Linked DNA regions of Homo sapiens: region 2 is linked to region 1. The links are chromatin contacts, found by Hi-C or POLR2A ChIA-PET in ENCODE. All regions are on one chromosome and are shown on one strand. The core of a region is the stretch at or near the end of the contact, and the rest is flanking DNA. Distances in the headings are between cores, read along the strand shown.

The links. A loop is a pair of places that touch in the nucleus more often than their neighbours do. ChIA-PET counts read pairs that join two places held with the same protein, here RNA polymerase II (POLR2A). Pooled maps may share reads with other maps.
Region 2: a pooled map shows a loop between it and region 1 (14-fold over the local background). The contact joins the promoter of NAGK here to the promoter of ACTR2 in region 1. A Hi-C loop is called at or near these places in 7 of 50 pooled maps. POLR2A ChIA-PET finds 5 or more read pairs at or near these places in 3 of 52 experiments (BJ, T-cell and activated naive CD4-positive, alpha-beta T cell).

Annotation. Positions count from the first base shown.
Region 1 is chr2:65,225,771-65,230,386 of GRCh38, reverse strand. It overlaps ACTR2 (actin related protein 2), which reads right to left and starts at 2,556. Exons shown (of 9, transcript NM_005722.4): 1 at 2,430-2,556. The coding sequence starts at 2,477. It overlaps LOC124907779 (a long non-coding RNA gene), which reads left to right and starts at 2,788. Exons shown (of 2, transcript XR_007086461.1): 1 at 2,788-2,906. RefSeq lists enhancers at 1,625-1,714, 1,787-2,675, 2,676-3,565 and a silencer at 2,215-2,404.
Region 2 is chr2:71,066,670-71,071,285 of GRCh38, reverse strand. NAGK (N-acetylglucosamine kinase) reads right to left here and starts at 2,638. Exons shown (of 10, transcript NM_017567.6): 1 at 2,574-2,638; 2 at 700-784; 3 at 447-545. The coding sequence starts at 2,602. RefSeq lists a silencer at 2,353-2,412.

The sequences.
Region 1 (4,616 bases), core at 1,307-3,806:
TCCCATTCTAATTTAATATTTAAAAACTCATATATACTACAAATACAGGGCTCATTACCTTGAACCCCTAAAAGAATTCATTAAAATATAACTGGCTTGACTTTCTAAAAAGAGTATCTGACACAATCACAAAACAAAAAATTTTAAATTCAATTTTTAAAGTTTTTTATTTATTTAGAGGCCAATTTGAAACTATAGTGGAAATCAGGCTAATACTTTTTTAAAAAGCACATTTAACTGAATTTTAGCCGCACATGTAACATGCGTTTATGGTTAATTTAGTTTAAATATAGTTTAATAATACTTGCTTTGTTCAAATAAAGAACATTTTTCCAATAATTCAGAAAGGTCATGAAGTCCTCTCCATCTTCCCTCACTCCCTTATCCTCTGTCTCATAGGTAACCATTATGAACATTTCTTATGTATCCCTCCAAAACTTTCATATGCGGATACAAGTTTGTGGACATACATCTTTAATAAGGAACACACACTTAAACTGAATCATTCTAAAACCTTTTTCAACTTAAAATCTTAGACGTTTCCATAGCAGTGGATCTGCCTTTTTAAAAATATTACATTCTTAAAAACCGTCACATTAATATGTTTTGTTTTTCTTTTTTTTTTTTTTTTTTTTTGAGACGGAGTCTTGCTCTGTCGCCCAGGCTGGAGTGGTGCGATCTCGGCTCACTGCAACCTCCGCCTACCGGGTTCAAGCGATTCTCCTGCCTCAGCCTACCGAGTAGCTGGGATTACAGACGCCCACCACCATGCCCGGCTAATTTTTGTATTTTTAGTAGAGACGGGGTTTCACTATGTTGGCCAGCCTGGTCTCAAACTCCTGACTTCAGGTGATCCGCCCGCCTAGACCTCCCAAAGTGCTGGGATTACAGGCATGAGCCACCGCGCCTGGCCTCAATGTACGTTAACACTCTTTTTACTCTAGTCCATTTTTAACACAGTTCAGATGAAGCTACCATAATTATTGCTTGTAAAATTGTGTAACAAATCTAATCAAGGGCAGTATTATGGCAGTAAATACCAGCTCTTTTCCCCCTCAACAATTCAGATTCCAAAGTGTTTTGTTCAAGTAAAATGAACTTTAATTCATACATCATATTTATGGGAGGGAGGGGAGAAAACTCACAAAATGTTGCAACATCAAAATGGTTAGAAATCACTATAGAAGTCATCCAGAATAAATAATATTTCCATCTTCTAATTTGCTGACTTTGCTACCCAAAATACATTTTTTTTTAATCTGGCAAGAGGGAGGTCTGAATGAAACAATTTTTTTTTTTTATAATTGAGACGGAGTTTCACTCTTGTCGCCCAGGCTGGAGTGCAGTGGCGCAATCTCGGCTCACTGCAACCTCCGCTTCCTGGCTTCAAGGGATTCTCCTGCCTCAGCCTCCCAAGTAGCTGGGATTACAGGCAAGCACCACCACGGCCGGCTAATTTTTGTATTTTTAGTAGAGACCGGGGTTTCACCACGTTGGCTGGGCTGGTCTCGAACTCCTAACCTCTGGTGATCTGCCCGCCTGGGCCTCCCAAAGTGCTGGGATTACAGAAACAATTTTCAAATAGTTTCTAAATCAGTGCTTTAGTCAGATTTTACAATTTTTGAATCTTAAAGGCTAACATTACCTGTATACTGAAACGAAGGGAAAAAAGGGGGCTGGGGGTGGGATAATCAACACTAATTAACTTCCCCTAAGGCTAGTGGAATTAACACTTGAGTCTTGCGGGATCCTAGGTCACCCAAAACCACTCAATGGAACATGCTGGTCTCCGTGGGCCTACTCCTGGGCCAAATACTAGTATGTAAAACAAAAAGTGAACGATGCGCTGCCGATCTGGACCCCTTCCCTCGAAAAAACTAATAAAAAGCCCAACAAACACAGCGAAAGGGCTGAGGTCCACACTCCATGACAGCACTTCCCTTTTTTTTTTTTTTTTTTTAAGTAAACCCGCTTCCTGCTTCTCGTTTGGTGTATCTTCAACTATACAGGAAGAGGAAGGCCTCTAGGTCTTTCTCCTTTTTACAAACCGGTGGCCCTGGGGAAAAGAGCCCTTCTCGGAACACACAAACCGAGCCTTTTACGCTTCCGTCCGCTTTAGCCCAATTGCCCCCGCATTAGCGCGGAGCAGGTCCCTGCCGGGCGGTCAGTAGGCTCCATGTCCAGTGCCGGTCTCGCCCGCCGCCCCCACCCGGAAGGGTGAGGGGGTGGCAGGCTAAATGGGTGGCAGGCTCAAGGGAGACCAGGGAACGGCCGGCTCGCTCCCACGCCCGCGGAGGTGGGAGGCACCGCCCCGCGCCCCTTCGCCCCGAGGGCCCGGAGGTGCAGCCCTGGGGGCCGAGGGCCCGTGCGCCAGCTGCTCGTCCCCGCCGGCGTCTGTGGCCGCCAAGGCCTCCTCGCGCGGCCCTTACCCCGGTGCCGTTGTCGCACACCACCACCTTCCTGCCCTGGCTGTCCATCGTCCGCCCAGGGAAGAGCCGCTGCAGCCGCACAACCTACAGCCACCGCCGCCCGGCCGTTTTCTCTTCTTCCTCTTGCGTCTTCCCGGCCCCTCCTTCGGCCCAACTTTTTTCCCCCGACCGGAAGCCGCCGCCGGGCTCCGCCCGTCATTTAGCTGAATGCCTGCACGAAAAGGGTGGGACGGGCAGGCAGCGCGACTGGCAGCGGTGAGCTCCAATAAAAGATGGAGGAGCGTCGAGGCCCCTCCCGCAGCTCCGCTTCCGGCTCGGCTGTCACGGTCGCTGCCCACCCGGGTTCTTCGCTGCTTCTAGTTCCGGGCGCTTTGCCGGGCGTTAATGGCGGCCAACATCGCCGGTGCTGCGGCTTTCTCCCTAAAGTGTCACAGGAGCTAAGGGCGCTGCTTAACGAACTGCAGAAGACGCAGGCAGGTGAAGGACACCGGTTCTGCTGCGGCAGTGGAATGTGGCGGAGAAGCTGGCGGGTAGGGCGGGGAGCAAGCCTGGAGGTCCTGGCGGACCCCACCATTCGACAGGGCTTGGTGTGTTATTGCTTCTAGGCCTTTTCAGCGGACAGAACTGGGATGGATACACACATGCTTATTTGAAATCATGCGTTTGTTCCATACTCCAATGTCAGCCCACCCCTTCTTTGCCCAAGTTGCTCTATGGTCAAGTGAGCGAGAGCAGGTGCCTGCATTTCCAGCCTCGTGGCTCACCGCCTCCTTCCAGTAGTCCCATGTTGCTTCACACCTCTTAAGTACATGTACTTCTGTGAACCCAGAGCCTTGGCTTTGAAATCAGACAACCCCAGTTTCAAACGTGGCGCTGCCACTCACGAGTTTTGTGATTTTGGCATACCCCTGTCTGCATGGGGATAATAACTTCTATCTCCATAGGTGTGGTGAGGATAAAAGTCTATGCATGGAGGAAATGTTCATTCAGTGGTAGCTATTTCTAATTCTGTTCTTCTGGACCTATGATTCTATCTACGATGCCTCATTTTTTTTCCTTTTTAATCAATTGGCAAACTTGTGCTCTGAGACCCAGCTTGTTACATCTCTGATGACAGCTGATATCCTCAGGATATTCCGTACTTCCTTTCTCCCTATTACTTTACTATGAATATATGAATAACATTGTGCTTATTGCATGCAACAAATATTTATTAGATGAATGACATTAAAATTCACCTTTAAAATGCCATCCTTTATGAGAGGTGAGAAATAGAACTTTTCCTTCGACATGGCTGTACATGTTCAACAACTAGAATAAAACAGTCATCATGAACCCTCAATCCAGTATTCTTTTTATAATATAGCTGCCTGTCAGTTTTCACTGTTCTTTTATTAGACCAGTGATTTTCAAACCTTTTTAAAGGCATACAGTGCTTTATTCAAATCTAATCTTATATGGAACCCTCAACACATAAATATTAAGATAAAAATAAAGCTGCCATTGTTGCAATTAGAAGTTTGAGAGGTTAGAATAGGTAGGAAGTCTCGGAGGAACATTTCTTCGTTTTACCTGCTTTAACAGTCAGAGAAGTACCTCAGCCAGCAGAAAAATTTATTTGTTCATAAATTCCTTGAGTATAGAGTCCGTATCTTATTTTTGTGGCCTCCAATGCTAGTGCTGTGCAGTTTTCTTGAAAGTGCATTTTATTGGTCTCAGCAAATTGAACTCAAGCATTTCTGTGTTCTTTTACTTTTCCTCTTTGTGGAATTAAGGGGATTGCTAATTTGTATTTTTAAAGAAAGAACATTATTCCGGGCGCGGTGGCTCACGCCTGTAATCCCAGCACTTGGGGAGGCCAAGGAGGGCAAATCACCTGAGATCAGGAGTTCAAGACAAGGCTGACCAACATGGCAAAACCCCGTCTCTACTAAAAATACAAAAATTAGCTGGGCGTGTTGGCACGCGCCTGTAATCCCAGCCACTCAGGAAGCTGAGGCAGGAGAATCGCTTGAACCCGGGAAGCAGAGGTTGCAGTGACAGAGATCGTGCCACTGCACTCCAGCCTGGTGAGAGCAAGACTCTGTCTCAAAAAAAAAAAAAAAAAATTGGCAAGTTTGGCCCTAAAATTTATATGAAATGAAAAGGAACCAGAATAAAAGGATTTCGAAACAGAAAAAGATGGAG
Region 2 (4,616 bases), core at 1,389-3,888, 5.8 Mb before region 1:
GAAAGATCTGAACCAGGAGTAAATAATAGCTAACATTTAATGAGTGCTTATGGGTCAGGCTCTATACTAACCACTTTGCAATGTATCATGCCATTTTACTTTCCCAACAACTCTGAGGTAGCTACTATTCACATTTTCCAAATGAGGAAACTGAGGCTTAGAGAAGGTGAGTAACCTACACAGGGTTACGCAGATACTGAGCAGCAAAGCTGGGATTCAAACCAAGGTCTCAGCAGCTCTCCAAAGCCCTGTGCTCTTCCAACACATTTGTAGTTTGTAGGTGGCAACTGAAGCCATGAGACTGGGTGAGATTATGACAGTTTTGACACCAGGGACTAAGTCTTGGAGGTCTTTCCCTCTGCAGTCATCAAACTCATCTAGTCCAAACTTGCTAGCTGTCTCAGTGTCACAGATGGCTGAATTCCCAGGCTCCGCCCCAGACTCACCAAGCTTCGCAGCGGTACCAGAGGATCCACCCCTGCTTTCCGTTTGGCCCTGTTCACCATCTCATTGATCCTCTCCACACACTTGTCTGTCCCGATCAGCTGGCCCCAATCAAGGGAAGAAGGAGTTACAAAGGCTTACAGAAGCTATGTTGCCCCCACAGGCTGCTCTGTGAGTCCCAGCCACCACCTCAACAGGAATTACAGAGAATAAAATCAGAACCAAGCCCTCTGATCCCCTCAGTGTGGTTTTTACCCAGTGGTTTGTGCTCAGTCCATCTGCTTCTGCCAGGATCTTCCCATCCTCTGAGACTAAAAGGACCTCGGATCGTGTGCCTCCCCTACAGAACACAAGAGGGCACTTGATCTTGCTCGGAAAAACCCACAGAGAGAGCTAAGCTTGTGCTGTCCACACTGGCAGAGCCCAGTATGATGGAGGAGACAGCTTCGACAAACTCAATCACCACTCCCAAACCCGCCTCTGTGGTTCAGTGTTTGAGTGCTCTTTAACTGAAACATAATTCTCACTCCTCTTCCCTTGGGGATGTCCTCCTTATCCTGCAAGACTCTACTTACGCTTCACCTAGTCCTCGAAACCTTTTCTGAGGTGTGGCCCACCCCAACGAATTAGTTAAGTCTCCGTTAGTTAAACCTTCATAGTGCCTCCAAAGTTATTAAAGTCTCCTCTGTATGAAGTGTGTGTTCAGACGCTTTGTGTCCGCCTCTCACTAGACTTCAAGCTCCACTGGGTCAAGCTCCTGATCACTTACTTACCCTCTCAGAACGAGCACAGGAGCTGGCACAGGCAATGCTCAGCAAACACTCCTAAGAAAAATGGCACATCTCTCTGCTTCCCTCACAATAGCTAAAGACTGCATTTCAAGATCCAGCTGCCAAGGTCTTCAAGACACCTTTGCTAGAAATGCTGACCAGATGGCAGGGTGACTTCATACATACTTAAGCAACTAAACCTTCAAATGTTGATTACTGGGGGTCACAGTAGTTCACAGGGAGATCTGTGGTGATGGGATATATGTTTCTTTATTGATCATTACTTTTAGGAATGGCAGAAGAAGACACTGAAGACCGCTCATCAAACTCAAAGAGGACATGAAATTTCAAGGGGGTAGTTAATACATGAGGTGGCAGATTCCACATCCAAAAGCATGTCTTGACGAACTGGAAGAAACGGGTCATATCTTACAGATGACTATAACAAGGATGAATGCAGACTCCTATACTGTTTTTTTTAAGTGCTACAAATACAGGATGGGAAAGATCATTCCTAACAATTCATGTGAAAAGACTTTGGGGTCTGTGAATCAGCAGTGGGGTGTGGCTGCCAGAGAAGTGAAAACAATCACAGATTCGAAAGTACAGTGCCCTGGCTGAGAGGCCAGCGACCCCCATTATTCCCTGATTTGACAAACTCAGATTCACAGAATGTTGCCACTGGCAGGGACATAGCGATCTTATTTATCCCTATCCTCACTTTGCACATACGGTAACTGTAGCCCAGGGAGGGTAAATATCTTGTCCATGGTCATACCCAGGGGCAGAGCTATTACAAAAAGTTCAGTAAACAAGCTTCTGAGCAGAAAAATGCAATCTAGTGAAAGCAGCATGGAAGGCCAACAGGGATGGAGCGGTTTTCAGACATCAGGACAACCTAGTACTCTGGCTCGCAGCTGCTCCAGCTCCCGGATAACCTCAGCCAAGATCTTTGTCCCGCTTCTCCCCACTCCCACTCCCCACCCTGCCCGCGCTCAGCAATTTCACACCTGACACCTGTTCTGCAAAACTCTGTCCGAGGTCAGGAATAGGAAAAAGGAGCTGCTTCTCCAGCTGAAGACAGCGGAGTGGGTGTTTCGTGGAAGAAAGGGGCGTGGTTCCGCCAAGAAACACAAAGGATCCCCAACCCGGGGTGTGGCTGTTGCACAGGCAGAGTCCCCGTAAGGCATACAGCTGTGCGCTCCAGGGCGCCCCTGCGCGTGCACACACCTCTTCACCGCAAGGTCCCGCCGCCCAAAGTGCCCGGACGCCGAGGATCAAGGCCACCAGCTTGCCAGGCTGGCCACGGCCTTCCGCCCCGCCTTCGGGCCCAGGCTCCCTCCGCCGGGCCGCACTCACCCCTCTACACCCCCATAGATCGCGGCCATGCTGCTGCTACCGTCGCTGCTGGTCCCGCCGTTTGCGTCTCTCCCCGCCTGACACCTCCTTCCCTCCAGCTGTCTGGGCACCGCCCCACTTCCCGTGACCTCCCGCGCAGCCAGCTGACTCCCTGTGCGCGTGCGCATGCGCGGGGCGGGGCGCCGGTAGGAGCCGGGGATGGCTGCGTCCCTCAGGCTGTCTTCCTTCTGGTGTCTCCTCCAGGTGGAGCGACTGCGGTCCGCAGCGGCCCCTCCCGTCCTCCTGGATCCTGCTTCCAGAGATGGACACTAATCCCAAGAGGAGGAATCAAAGAGGGGTATCTAGGTCGGTCGGACCCTTAGGACACATCACTGACCTGCCTGCCTGTAAACGCCCGGAAGTTGCTGGCAGTCCCGCGTTAGGTTGCGCGTGCGCACTGCTCTTGGCCGCGTAGGTTGTGACGCATGCTCGGCCAGACCCCCGCGAAGCTGTGGGCTCAGGGACCTGCGCCCATGGACCTGTAACAGAAATTACTGTAATGTTCTACTGAACATCTGCCACGCGATGGCGAGTCACACGGGCACACACGAACACTCGCTCAGATTGTTGCCCTGCGCTCGTGTGAATGTACGGATCCGGGAGGAATTGGGACCTAAACAGACAAGCCCTCGAGGCGGTCCCGGCAGCCCTGAGGAGGGAGCCTTCACCTCTTCCTACCCACCCAGTTTACTTCTTGTGGAGGATATTTGCAGGGACATAGCCCACTGGGAGAACTAGCAGATACGGCTTTACAAGTTTTTTATTGCCTTTCAGCCCCCATTCCGCTCCCCTTCCTTGCGCTGCGTCGGGAAAGGGAATGGGATCCCTAGGGGTGCAAATACAGGCCAAGTCAGGGAGAGCTGTGGCTCCTGAGGGCCTCCTCTGGCTCCTCCGGGAAGTTTTGGGCCCTCAAGGAGCAGCTTCGCGGGCCAGGAGGGCGGTTAGCTGCCCTTGGCATCTTTTTGGGGAAATCAGTTGGCCTGTCGCGGGTCGAACTCTGTCCCCCTTGACTGCCTGCCATCTTCTGGAGAAACCCCTAATAGGCTGCTGTGTCTGGTTATGCTTTAGTGAGAAAATTAGGCTTTTTAAGCTTTCTCATTTCCTACCCTACCACGTTGTAATTCACAAAAGTAAAAAGTAAATCACTACATGATAGACTCTGTATCATGTATTCATTTATAGAATATATATCATATATTCTATATCAGATGGAGAATATAATAGAGGGTAGGATTTTTTTATGCCTGCCTATGGCATTTTTTTAATTCACAGCACTTTAGAGCTGGAAGATTATCCAACATACACATTTTTAGAATTACAGTTAGTAGATTGTGGTGCAATTAAACTGGGCAGGATTTTTGGAGACTAGATTGTAGGTGGATTTTGAAATAATTGTTTCTGTCCTGTACTACTGCAATGAGCCATGGGACGTATGTGTATAAATATTAAGTTTGTCTTTGTATTGCTTGTTTAGGCAAGCAAGCAAAAGGGAAAGTGCCCAGGTTTAAGACAAGAATTGAGTTCACCATTTACTAGCTGGATGAGCTTGGGTGACTTACAGGTAATTGCTGCAGCCTCTCCTCTACAAAATGGAAATGATAAACATCTACCTGCTGGGGCTGACGCAAGATTTAAATGCCAAAAGAGTTTTGGAAACCATAAAGTACTTCACAGATCTTAACTAACTTGTATTTACATTACCAATTAGTGTGTGCTGTCCTGCACAGTATCCATATGTGAATACTGAGCACTTGAAATGTGGTTAGTCCAAAATGAGATGTCCCGTCAATGTAGAATACACACAGGATTTCAAAGACTTACTACAAAAAAAGAGTGTAAGATACCTCATTAGTCACTATTATATGAATCACATGTTGAAATAACATTCTGGATGTAGTAGATCAAGATTATAGATTACTAAATTTTGCCAATCTATTATATTTTTTAGTGTCACTACTAGAATATTTAAAATTTTGACCTACATATTTCTGTTGTACAACCCTG